Regions from separate parts of the Homo sapiens genome. Here region 1 is linked to region 2. The links are chromatin contacts, found by Hi-C or POLR2A ChIA-PET in ENCODE. All regions are on one chromosome and are shown on one strand. Each heading gives the region's core, a stretch centred on a gene start or an enhancer-like site at or near the end of the contact. The rest is flanking DNA. Distances are from core to core; before and after follow the strand shown.

Evidence for each region. Hi-C counts contacts between places; a loop is a spot of excess contacts on that map. ChIA-PET counts read pairs that join two places held with the same protein, here RNA polymerase II (POLR2A). Pooled maps may share reads with other maps.
Region 1: a loop to region 2 is called in a map of PC-3, with 2.9 times the contacts of the local background. The contact joins two enhancer-like sites. A Hi-C loop is called at or near these places in 5 of 168 maps with a recorded cell type or tissue (GM12878, PC-3, aorta and 2 more), 2 of 37 single-sample maps with no recorded cell type and 15 of 50 pooled maps. POLR2A ChIA-PET finds 5 or more read pairs at or near these places in 7 of 52 experiments (A673, AG04450, BJ and 3 more).

The regions. Positions count from the first base shown.
Region 1 is chr3:149,578,385-149,584,727 of GRCh38, forward strand. All of the region lies in intron 2 of WWTR1 (WW domain containing transcription regulator 1), which reads right to left. Among named protein-coding and RNA genes, the nearest start is that of WWTR1-IT1, 70 kb to the right of the region's middle. Within about 2 kb of position 2,992, at least 20 of the 41 ENCODE cell types and tissues checked have a DNase peak (open chromatin) inside an H3K27ac peak, as active enhancers do; they include Panc1 and heart right ventricle, where a contact is called at or near this core.
Region 2 is chr3:149,713,133-149,719,989 of GRCh38, forward strand. It overlaps a transcript of WWTR1 not described here. Among named protein-coding and RNA genes, the nearest start is that of COMMD2, 36 kb to the right of the region's middle. RefSeq lists enhancers at 274-775, 776-1,275. Within about 2 kb of position 4,464, at least 2 of the 41 ENCODE cell types and tissues checked have a DNase peak (open chromatin) inside an H3K27ac peak, as active enhancers do; they include Panc1 and heart right ventricle, where a contact is called at or near this core.

The sequences.
Region 1 (6,343 bases), core at 1,742-4,241, 140 kb before region 2:
TACAGATTTCATGGCCAGTTCTCCTGGCTTCCCAAACTCACTCAGCAGTGAGTGCAGAGAAGGCAGCTCTGGCCTTCCAAGGTTGGCAACACTTGGTTCAAGTTTTTTCAACAACCATAGATCGTATACCTATTATGCATGATGGGTGATGTACTGGTTAGGTGTAAAAATCAAAAACATTGTGCAAACATAGTAAAGGCAAAGATAAAAATCTTATCTGTAAAAATAGAATAATCAGGCCGGGCACAGTGGCCTGTAATCCCAGCACTTTGGGAGGCCGAGGCGGGTGGATCACCTGAGGTCGGGAGTTAGAGACTAGCCTGGCGAACATGGAGAAACCCTGTCTCTACTAAAAATACAAAATTAGACAGGCATGGTGGTGCTACTCGGGAGGCAGAGGCAAGAGAAACACTTGAACCGGGGAGGCGGAGGTTGCAGTGAGCTGAGAGAGCGCCATTATTGCACTCCAGCCTGGGCAACAAGAGTGAAACTCCATCTCAAAAAAAATAAAATAAAATAGAATCCTCCAGCTTCTTACCACCCAGGAAAAGGCCTGGTGTTTTTGGATGAATTTACCCACACTAACTTTATGATGAAGGAAGCCGTATAACAAGGACTTTCTGAAATAGAGAATCCCATGTAATGTATTTTGTATTGCTGGAAGCATACAAAGATATAAAAATAGGAATGATTACAAGTGCTTCATTTTGAAAGAATTTAAAACTATTAGCAGCATGTTGCTTATTTCTATGGGCAAAGATTTTGTCTTCAAACATAAGTGTTTTGTCTTTTTTCTGCCCACCATTTATTTAATAAATGAGAGTTTCATACAGTGTCAGACATCAGGGCTCCCCTCCATCAGCAGAGTGGTTAGGACGGGACCTGGAAGCAGCCTCCAAACTGCCTCTTCTTTTGCCACAACCTAGCTGAGCAGTTAAAGAGAACCACACCAATGAGATGAGAATTTAAAGACAGCCTGGGGTCATAAAACCAAGGCAGACTGGTTTAAAACTCAATCATACTCACTGCTCCCTGTCTTCATCCCCTCAGTGAAATTCCTCTGTAGCCTCTGTCCTTACTACCTCCTTTTTTCTCTTCCAGTAGAATACAAGCTCTTCCAGAAGAAATGTTCCACAGATAATGCTAGCCAGGTGTGGTGGCTCACACCTGTAATCTTAGCACTCTGGGAGGCTGAGGCGGGAGGACTGCTTGAGCCCCAGAGTTGGAGACCAGCTTGGGCAACATAAAAAGACCCTAGCTCTTAAAAAACAAAAAAGAAAAAAAGCTGCCAAGCCTATGATATTTACAATCCCCATTTAAGTATAAGCAAACTGTCTTATTTCAGAAAATCAGATTTTTAAAACTTTTTTGATTTACTAGGCCAATTCACCATCCTCTTAATGTTAAAACAAATGTACATACTGAAGACAATTAGCTTAAAATTTGCTAAATGAAACAGCTTTGCAACTTGCTTCTTGTGACTCAGTCCAATTAGACCCACTAGTGTTAAAAATGGAAACTGAAACAGATTTGGATGAGGTTGATAAATTCCCAGATAGGGCCTGCCAAGTAAATCTGACCCACTGTCAGTAGACAACAAATGCTATGCCAATTTTTAATCCTGTACCAGATGGCAAGGAGTCTTGCCGAAGACTTATATTAAACTTTTAAAATTTTCCTCAACTGGAATTAGAATACAAGTATGCAAAAGGTGGTTTACTTTCTCGTTGTATGTTGGGGATAAATACTGTTTGCATTTAAATCAAATTAAACATTCTATTAGTGTGATCTTATTTAGATTTCAAGACCTAGGAAATGACATATATCTTACTCATATCTTACATTTCTTTTAGTAGTACCTTTTGTTTTGCCAACGGTACTTAGCTCTGCTAACCAACACCAGAGATGAGTCTTAACCACAAGAACAAAGACAGGGGTGGTATGCACACTTACTAATTCTCCCAGGCCCAGATGCACACTTTCTCCAGGTAGTCCCTCTGCTGTCACCTAAAACCACAATGCAATGGGAGCTGAGCACAGTGGAAGCCCATTGCAGTGGGAGCCCATTGCAGGAGAAACCCCAGGGAGCTCATCACAGAAGGGAGGCCACATCACAGAGGGAGCCCATGACAGTAGAAGCCCCATCGCAGTGGATGCTCAGCTCACCACCCACATCTAAACTAGCAACCCGACCTGATCATGTTTGTAATACTAAGATTAGGTTTTTTGTTTGTTTGTTTGTTTTTGAGACGGAGTTTCGCTCTTGTCACCCAGGCTGGAGTGCAATGGTGCGATCTCAGCTCCCTGCAGCCTCTGCCTTCCGGTTCAGGCAATTCTCCTCCTTTAGCCTCCCAAGTAGCTGGGATTATAGGCGTGTGCCACCACACCTGGCTAACTTTTGTATTTTTAGTAGAGATGGGGTTTCACCATATTGGCCAGGCTGATCTAAACTCTTGACCTCAGGCCATCCACCCGCCTCAGGCTCCCAAAGTGCTGGGATTATAGGCGTGAGCCACCGCGCCTGGCGACAATATTAAGATTAGTAGCCATCCAGTACATTGATCTCCTCTGCTTAACGTTATCAGTCTATTTGCATAATGTGGAGTCGGCTTTTGAACTTCGATATGTTGACAATCAGAAATAAAGTAATAGCTCTTCACATGGTTGAAGAGATACATAGCTTAGGTTTTACTGTATTTCTAGAAACCCTAATCAATCTTCCTCCCACGTTGTCATTCTTTCTACCACCCTAATTAATAATTCTTTGTCCCAAGGCAGCTTTTAAAACACTATTATTGGTTATAATGATTCTTCCATTCTGCCCAAATCCTAAACGGCACCATCTCCTGCTATTTTTAATGCATCAGAATAGAAGATACAAAGAGGTAAAAGTCAAGCTGCCAATGTGCACAGCTGACACATCTATTAGCAAAGCATTCAGAGTTTAAACCCCAAAGCTATTAAAAAAAAAAAAAGACTCATGCCATATAATAAAGGTGACTCTTCACACAGCAGAAATGTGTTAGATGAGAAAGTTCATCCTTCTTTGAAACCACAAAGAATTTATAGTTGAAAGTTTCCGGTCAGATTTTCACTTAAGCAGCTCATCAAACATAGCTGCAGTCTATGACACAGAAATAATAACTGATATATAAATAGGGGATTTTTTTAGGATCCTCTAATAAAAGATGATACAAGACCAGAGAAGTTATTTCAGTGTATGGTTCCGGTCTCTACCATTCACTTGCCAATTCAAAAAATTTCAGCATTCTCTGGAATTCTGAATGAATGGCAGGGATTGTATTTTTAACTACCAGGCTCTAATCCTCGACTTCCCTCACAGACTTGCCAAGAAGTTTCCACTTGTTTAAGTTAGCAGCAGTAGGCACAGCAGCCATGTGAAAGGTCTCCTAGTGCCTCTGCCCTGGCCAGCTGTGGTGATCCATCTCCCTCACGTCCTTCCCACTGAGCACCACCGACTTTTCTGCAGACTCATTCTGTCTGAACCTACTCAGTCAGGCAGAAGCTGAGTCAAGCAAAGCTGCTGTCAGCCCCAAAGAGCAGATGAGCCAAATCAGGACTGTAATACCCGTGGTTCCTGCAGGGATTCATTTACCAGAGTTTTGTCCCTGGGGTGGGAAAAAAAAGTGGCACTGTGAAGTGCCACTTCCCAGAGAAAACCACTTTGGAAGGCTGGTGACTCATCAAGACAGCCCCAGGTGTGACTCAGGAGCCTCACTTCAGAAGGTGAACAGTTCAGTCACTGTGTTAGAGACACCCCGTCATATGCTGCACGCACCCCAACAGCACCCGGCCCTGGCAAGCCTCACTTTGCCTCTGCAAACTGAGCAAAATTCTTGCTTAACCTCATTTTTCCTATTTTGTGAAAACATAAGAAGGAAAAAAAAAAAAGGACTGGGAGTTTCTGTTGCTTGTTTGATTTGGGCCAAGAGCCATATTAAAGAACTTTGGCTGCGTTGCAAACAATTTTATTATTAGTACCAGCATTTTTTTTTCTCCTCTCATGCCAGGATCAATAATGCTATTAAAAAATGTATAGTCCAGACACAGTGGCTCACGCCTGTAATCCTAGCACTTTGGGAGGCTGAGGCAGGAGGATTGCTTGAGCATAGGAGTTCAAGGCCAGCCTGGGCAACATAGGGAGATCTTATCTCTAAAAAAAAAAAAATCAAAATATGAGTCGGGCGTGGTGGTATATGCCTGTGGTCCCAGCTTCTTGGGAGGCTGAAGCGGAAGATTACTTCAGCCTGGGAGGTCGAGGCTGCAGTGAGCCGTGATCATACCACTGCACCCCAGTGTGGGCGGCAGAGCAAAACTCTGTCTCAAAAATAATAATAAAATAAAATAAATAAAAGATGTATAAATCACCTTAAGTTTATTGTGTTGGAACTCCACAACAATGTGAGAGTCTATTTCACGATATTATTTCCAGATGTCAAGTATAAAATATGTACTTGGTAGAGTCTTTATTTCACTTTTCTCCTTTCTCACAAACAAAAACATGGGATGAGAATCAGAAGTAGAGAAAAGATGAGACGCTTTATGAATGGTGAATTATTATTACTCTTATTTTTTTCTGAGATGGAGTTTCACTCTTTCAACCAGGCTGGAGTGAAGTGGCACAATCTTGGTTCACTGCAACCTCCGCCCCTCAGGTTCAAGCGATTCTCCTGCCTCAACCTCCTGAGTAGCTAGGATTATAGGCGTGTGCCACCACACCTGACGAATTTTTGTATTTTTAGTAGAGGCAGGGTTTCACCATGTTGGCCAGGCTGGTCCTGAACTCTTGACCTCATGTTATCCACCCGCTTCGGCCTCCCAAAGTGCTAGGATGACAGGCATGAGCCACCACGCCCAGCCACATGAATAGTGAATTCTAGAATAATTAATAGGAAGTGGAATGTATTCATCCATTTTTTCATTAGACAAGTATTTACAGTGGGGTACATCTTCCATAGGGATTCAGTTCCAAACTCAGTTTTCTTTTGTTTGAAAGAGATGCTGCCCAGGCTGGACTCCAACAGTTGGGCTTAAGTGATCCTCCTGCCTCAGCCTCCCGAGGCTGGGTCTACACATGCGTGCCACCTTGCTCTGCTCCCCAAAATCAGTTTTGGCAAATGTGGAGTGTGGTAAAAATTACCACTGAAAAACTTTTGAATATACAGTCCACTAGGCTTTGTGTACATTATATTATCTTTCAGTAAGCCCAATGCAGCCAGTTTCTTCCAGGGTTAGAATATGGTGCTATTTCTACACCCAAGATCCAGATGAAGTGATGCTGTACCCAAATATGTATGTCGGGATTTGCTAGGCACTCAGTGATGAATTCACGACACTTCAACATGCATACGGTGATGAGTGCCTGTAATACCTAGGCCCTCAAGGAGCTGGCAGTCAAATGAGCAGGGAGAAGGTGGCAGTGAAACAACGAGCAGTATGGTGGTAAACAGCACAGACTCTATTGTTTTTGTTATTATAAATGGTCCAGAGCCTGACACTCTGTCTCAACAGCTGTATGTTAGAAATGTTTCCCATATCAACTGCATCTAACATCTAGGAATCAGCTTCAATCTCACAATAAGTCTTAAAAAGAAGTTAGTATTTTAGAGTAGCCACTAAGCTACTCTAAATGCTAAAATACTTTGACAATTGTTTTTCCATGCTCTCTGTGCCTAACACGTTTTTAACATGTTGTTTTTTCCAGTTGTTCTTAAATGGGACACTGACCCAGTGCTTGGCTGCTCCGAAGCCACTCCAAATGTGAAATATGTCGAAGCTAAAGCTGCACTGCCCTCCTTTCTCTTCTTTCTAATGGGGCCAAGTGAATTAAATGTCACTCATCCCAAAAAAGAAGGCAAATCCTCTTTAAAACCAAAAATTCTTTTGGGTTAGGCTAGCTTCTCCTCTATTCATGTGAAGAGATTTAATTCCTTTTTGTTGGTTTTGTTTTTTTCAATTCTGGGAAGAGGATGAGCCACCCTGGCTCTGGCCATCAGAGCCACTTTCTTTTTGCACATGTTTGAAAGGCATGACACAACTTGAACTGGAAAAAGGGCTGGCATGAACCCCGGCATCTCAAGAGAGACTAGAGGTGCTTTTCAGAGTGAGGTTCCCATTTTGCAAGAAATTATTTGGAGGATCAAAGACAAAAACTGAGGCATCGAAAGGGACCAACTTAGGCTTCAGAGGAAGGGGAGAGTGCTACTGGGGACCTTGAAAATAATTATCAGGAAACACAGCTTATGGTTCACATTTCAAACCCAGCCTACAATGTTTCTTTACGTGTATTTCTTGGCATCTTCAGTCGAAAATATCACCCAAA
Region 2 (6,857 bases), core at 3,214-5,713:
CTTATGATTTGCAGGTGAAGGTGGGGTTTGAGGAACTGAAGTCCAGAATATATTTTTCCATGCACTCAGTATTCATTTAAAAATATAATTAAGTTAAAATATTTGACTTTAAAAAAACATTTTCACACATAAACCGTTAGAAATTCAGGATTGTCTATGCCAATTCTGAAAAAAATAAAACCATGAATTCTCTTCCATAATAATGTACATCTTGAATTTTTATTTTATTTTATTAATTTATTTATTTTTTTTGTTTTTATTTTTTTGAGACGGCGTCTCGCTCTGTTGCCCAGGCTGGAGTGCAGTGGCACAATCTCAGCTCACTGCAACCTCTGCCTCCTGGGTTCAAGCGATTCTCCTGCCTCAGCCTCCCAAGTAGCTGGGATTACAGGTACCCGCCACCACGCCCGACTAATTTTTGTATTTTTAGTAGAGACAGAGTTTCGCCATGTTGGCCAGGCTGGTCTCGAACTCCTGACCTCAGGTGCTCCACCCGCCTCCACCTCCCAAAGTGCTGGAATTACAGGCATGAGCCACAGCGCCCGTCCTACGTCTTGAATTTTTAAATCTGTTTATTTAACTTATCTGAGCCAGTTATAAGGATCACAGTGATAGCAGCAGCAGAGGGGCATGGGCAGTAATGGAGGGAGCGGCTGTGGGAGTGACAGTGGCAGCGGTGTGACCCCTGTGGCACGCATCCCTGAGGCAGCGGACTTCGACTTTGTTGCCCAACCCTCGTGCAGTTGGGTGGGACTTGATCCCAGGCCCAGAGCCTCTGCTGCTCTGGACCCTGGCCCCACGTCGCTGCTTTTGCTGGCCACCACTGCGGGGAGGCTGCGGGGAGGAGATGATAGTCTCTGGAGCCTGCCCTGGGAGCCCCCCAGATCCCACCGCTCTGGCAGCCGCCGTGATGGGGCCAGGCCGAGTTGCCTGCTGGCAGAAGAGCAGTGCGGTCGGACGTGAAGGGGTGGGCAGAGAGGGAACCCAAGGCGGAGCTGGGCCTGGGGCGGTGTCACCTTCATGAAGCCAGCGGGAGCCGGGAGCAGGCAGCAGCCTGGACCTTTCGGGTGCGGCTGCAGCCACCCAAGACACCGCTGTGGACATGGACCCCTGCCTCCCTGTGCTTAGGGGCTGGGAGCAGGCAGGAGCCCCGCCCTCCTGGACCCAGCTGCAGACGCCGAGCTGCGACTGCAGAACCAGGCATCTCTGAACTCTCAGGGGCCCAGGAAGGCCACCCTTGCCCCGGTAGGCTCAGAGGGGTCTGCTCCCAGTGTCTAGCCTCTCCCCGCTCCCAGCGCCCCCTCGGATCTCAGAGCAAGGATGGGGCCAAGCCCGGGCGCTGTTGCAGCCTGGCTGGGTGTGCGCAGGCTCAGGGCACCGCTGAGACACCCGGCCCCTGTCATCTCTGCCCTCTCTGGACTTTGGGAACTAATGAACATGGGAGGGAGACCAGGGGGTGCTGAGGACAGCCTGGCGCTGGCCTGCAGGTGCCCCTTGGCAAGAACAGCCTGGGCACCATGAACAGCAGCAGGAAGCAGATAGGCTCCTGGGCAGAATGGGGTGGGTCCCCAGGAAACTCCTACCTTCAAGCCAAGGGGGGCCTGAAGCCTGGGGGCTGGGCTGCCAGTCCCACGGACCAGAGTGGGAACGTGTGGTGCTTTTCCCTGGGCCCATCCACGGCCACCCATGGACCAATCAGCACACACTTCCTACCCTCTGAGGCCCATTAAAAACCCCCAGAGTCAGTCAGACTCGGAAGAGAGGATGGAGAGAGGACAGGGAGACAAGGTGATGACCAGCTGCAGAGAGGAGCCGAGGAGATGGTGGGAGGACTAGCTGCAGAGAGGAGCTACCCTCTCTGCTGACAGCTGAAAACTCGTCGGGACACCCTGGCTATGGAAAGAAGCTGCCCACTGCAGGTCTCCTCTGAGCTATTCTGTTTCTCAATAAAGCTCCTCTTCGCCTTGCTCACCCTCTACTTGTCTGTGTGGAAGAACAAGAACTCGGGACCCACCAAATGGCAAGGCTAAAAGAGCTGTGACACAAACAGGGCTGAAACATGCCCCTTGTCCACCATGTTGTGGGTGAAGAGGAGAGAACACCTGCGGCCCTTCAGGGAGCCCAGACCTGGGAGCTCCCCAAGCCAGGGCTGTGACTCCCTCTTTGGGGGCCTGCAGTTGCAGGCATCTCCAAGCTTCTGGGTGTCAAGCTTCTGGGCGTCACTGCATTTTCCGGTGCCAGCTGGGGAAGTTGCTTGCAGTGTGCCTGGTCCAGCATAGCCTCACAGAGCGCTGGCACCCGTGCCAGCACTCGGAACTGCCTGCCCCCTGGCAGCAGCCGGCGTATTTGTGCGCAGTGGCCGGATCCCACGCTTGCTTACACATCCCTTGCCGCTCCACACCTGACTCAGTCTCCCTTAGAGGTGTGATCAAGGGCCAGTAGCATGAGCTGAGCACAGCCTGCCAGGCCGAGTGGGCGGAACAAGCCCAGAGGGCCTGAGAAAACTTGGGCAAAGGCACCACCAGCCAAAGAGATTTCCGGCCAGAAAAGCGACATCCCAATCCCAAAGATCCCAGAACAACAGTACTTCATACATATACCTCACATAGAGTTGGGATATAAGTACAACTTAGTACATGTGGATAAAGTGCTCTGCAGATATTAATTTCTCTTTCTAATACTTATGCTAATCACAAAAATAGTAAAAATATGAATAGCAAAGAGTGATGGGGATCTCAGAGGGGACTACAACATATTTAACTGGATAAAAAGTCTTGTTTGGTTTGGTTTGGGGTGGGGGTTAACTAGGGAGCCTCATCAACATTTATGGCATTGTCTTCCTAAGAAAATTGGTCTCAGGTTTGCCTACAATGAAAACATTGACAAAACATTGAACATGAATTCTCTATTCAGTGAAGAGAGAATTTACTATTCAGGGCTATTTGTTTTGAATTCAGAAATTGTTCTGCGCCTGGCGTGGTGGCTCATGCCTGTAATCCCAGCACTTTGGGAGGCCGAGATGGGTGGATCACTTGAGGGCAGGAGTTTGTGACCAGCCTGGCCAACATGGTAAAACCCTGTCTCTACTAAAAATTCAAAAATTAGCCAGGCATGGTGGCACACAGCTGTAATCCCAGCTACTCAGAAGGCTGGGCAGGAGAATTGCTGGAACCTGGAAGGCAGAGGGTGCAGTGAGCCGAGATCACACCACTGCACTACAGCCTGGGTGACAAAGGGAGACTCCATCTCAAAAAAAAATAATAAAATAAAATAAAGAAATTGTTCTGATGCTCTGTGGCCTACTTACCTTTTCAACTAAATCTACCCATACTTGATACTTGTCAAAGCCACAGAAAGATAAAAACAATCCTACAAAATTTGAAAACTACTCTGAATATACTGTGATTGAGGGATGGCCCAAAGGAAAATAAAAATATTCTTATCTGGTATTAGGGAAAAAAAAATTATATTTTAACATTTTCTCTTAGAATCATTTACTTATTGATTGTTGAGACCTGTTTTTTAATAGTAAACAAACAAAAAGTCATATTTTATTTTTTAAATTTAATTTCTAGATTTCTTAATACTCATATTATTTCATAAGTGGATGGATGGCTACTTGGGTGGCTCTAAATGTGTAGTTTAGGATATGTCCAGAAGAATTAACAAGTTTAGAAAATAAAAATTTTTATAAGGACAGATCTACAGAGAAATCATAAGAAAAAAAATGTGGGCATACAGTCACAAGAATCAAAAATTATGGGCCAAGCATAGCAGCTCATACCTCTAATCCTTGCACTTTGGGAAGCTGAGGTGGGCGGGTTACTTGAGCCCAGAGTTCGAGACCAGACTGGGCAACATAGGGTGAACCCTGTCTCTATAAAAAATAAAAAACTTAGGTGGCACATGCCTGTAGTCCCAGCTATCTGGGGGCTGACGTGGGAGGATTGCTTGAGCTGGGGAGGTTGAGGCTGCAGCGAGCTGAGATTGTGCGACTCCCCAGTGGGTGACAGACTGGCCTTGTCTGGTTAACATTTCTCCTAAAGGTAATTCTACTTTGCAATTATATGGTGCTTCTTTCCCGTTCGAAAGCAGTTTCACTTCTATTATCTCACTTTATAAGCTTCGAAGGCTAAAGTAATGAATACAATTTTAGGCTATCTTCAGCCTAAAAACAATGAAAAGTTAGCAAAACAAACAAACAAACAAAAAAGATTATGAACTAATGGTCTACAAAGACTATTTTCAAGGACAATTCTTTTGATTGTGCAGATTGATAAAGGAAGCAGGTCTCCTGAGTAATCATTACCTTCCGTCTCTGGTGGGTGTGTTGAACCACACCATCAGGAAAGCCACTAATTATCAGGAAGAGCAAAGCTGAACTGTTCCCCTAAGCTTCTTCGAGGTGCCAGAGCAAATCCAGAGGAGAAAATCCTGCAGTGGAGGGAAAAAGGATTTGTGTCTCTGAGAAAGTGAGATTTAAGATGTATGCCCTCTGGTGCCCAAGAAGTGAAGGACAAGGGTGATGATCCAACATAAGCAATTTGTGAATATGAAATATGTTGAAAGACTTTGAAAATTTCCTGATTAGGTGTAGGGTGGGTATAGTGAAGAAGGATATTCTTGGCTTAAGATATAGACATAAAAATTCATACATTTGGAAGGTCTCTCTTATGGAAATTCAGGAACAAGACTATGGTAGCTTGTTAGTATTCACATGTTTTCTACTACTCACAAGTAGTAAATACTTGTGAGTATTCATTCATGTTTTTCTCCTAGATTTTATATCACCATTAATAAAACAGGTATTATTATTATTCTAATTTTAGAAAAAAATAGAAATGATCATATCATCAAGGCTGATTTATACTGAAAAATAAGTGAACAAGGGAAATTATACAAAATTATATCCCTAAACAAATATATTATAAAATTGCTTACTCTTTTATAATAACTCAATGACATTACCAAGTTACCAGACCCCAGAGACTATTTTTTAAAGTCTATGTGACTATTAGAAAATTAAAGGGCCTTCCATAGTGTCCCATCTTCTCATTGTGACCTTACGTTCTTTTTTTCCCCATAATCACCACATCAAACTTGGAATTTTGTATCTCAAAGAAGCAGGATTGTTTTCTCAAGGAAGCAGATTAAGAAAAAAACTGAGGAAGAAAAGGAAACAGATAGTAGAAAGCAGGAGATCGTTACCAACCACTCATTCAGCCACATGCCATGAGGGCCACTAGTCTCTGTTCACACAGGCTCAACAGCTCACAGGGTCCTCTGCTATCTCACTTTGGTTCTTTTCATTTTAATTTTTTACCCAAAGTTTATTATGGTAAAATATATGTAACAAAATTTACTATCTTAATCATTTTTAAGTGCACAGCTGAGTGGCATTCAGTATATTCATATGGTTGTGCAAACATCACCAGCATCCATCTCCAGATCTCTTTTCATCTTGCAAAATTGAAACTCTATGCCCGTTAAACAACAACTCATTGCTCCCTTCCTGCTACCCCTGGCAACCATCATTCTACTTTCTGTCTCTATGATTTTGACTACTTTAAGTACTTCATAAAAGTGGGATCATATAGTATTTGTTGTTTTGTGACTGGCTTATTTCACTTAGCCTAATGTCCTCAAGGTTCATCCATGTTGTAGCATGCCTCAGAATTTTCTTTCTTCTTCTTCTTCATTTTTTTTTTCTTGTGGCAGGGTCTCATTCTGTTGCCCAGGCTGGAGTGCAGTGGTATGATCTCGGTTCAGTGCAACGTCTGCCTCCCAGGTTCAAGCGGTTCTCCTGCCTCAGCCTCCTGAGGAGCTGGGATTACTGGTGCTTGTCACCACGCCTGGCTAATTTTTGTATTTTTGGTAGAGATGGGATTTCACTATGTTGGCCAGGCTGGTCTTGAACTCCTGACCTCAAGTGATCTGCCTGACTTGGCCTCCCATAGGGCTGGGATTACAGATGTGAGGCACCATGCCTGGCCTGAATTTTCTTCCTTTTTAAGGCTGAATAATATTCTTTTTCTTTTTTTTTTTTTCTTTTTTGAGACCGAGTCTCACTCTGTTGCCCAGGCTGGGGTGCAGTGGCATCATCTTGGGGCTCACTGCAACCTCTGCCTCCCGAGTTCAAGTGATTCTTGGGCCTCAGCCTCCTGAGTAGCTGGGACTACAGGCGTCAGCCACCAAGCCCAGCTAATTTTTTTATTTTTAGTAGAGACAGGGTTTCACCACGTTGGTCAGGCTGATCTTGAACTCCTGACCTCAGGTGATCCACCTGCCTCGGCTTCCCAAAGTGCTGGGATTACAGGCGTGGCCACTGTGCCCAGCCTTAAGGCTGAACAATATTCTATTGTAAGTATATATCACATTTTGCTTTTTCATTCATCTGTCAATGGCCTCTTGGGTTGCTTCAATGTTTTAGCTATTGTAAGTAATGCTGTATGAACACGAGCATACAAATATCTTTGATACTTTGCTTTTAATTCTTCTGAGTATGGCACTGCTGGATCATATGGTAAATCTATTTTTAATTTTTTGAGAAACCACCATACTGCTTTCCACAGTGGTTATACCATTCTATATCCCCCAAACAGGCACAAAGATTCTATTTTCTCCACATACCCTGCAAACACATTTTATTTTCTATTGCTTTGATAGTAGCCATCCTAAGGGTGTCCAGGTGGCTCTCACTATAGTTTTGACTTGCATTTCCATAATGATTAGTAAGGCTGAGCATCTTTGCATGTGCTGATTGGCCATTTGTATATCTTCTTGGAGAAGTATCAAATATCTATTCAAGTCCTTCACCCATTTTTGAATTGAGCTGTTTGTATTTTTGTTGTTGAGTT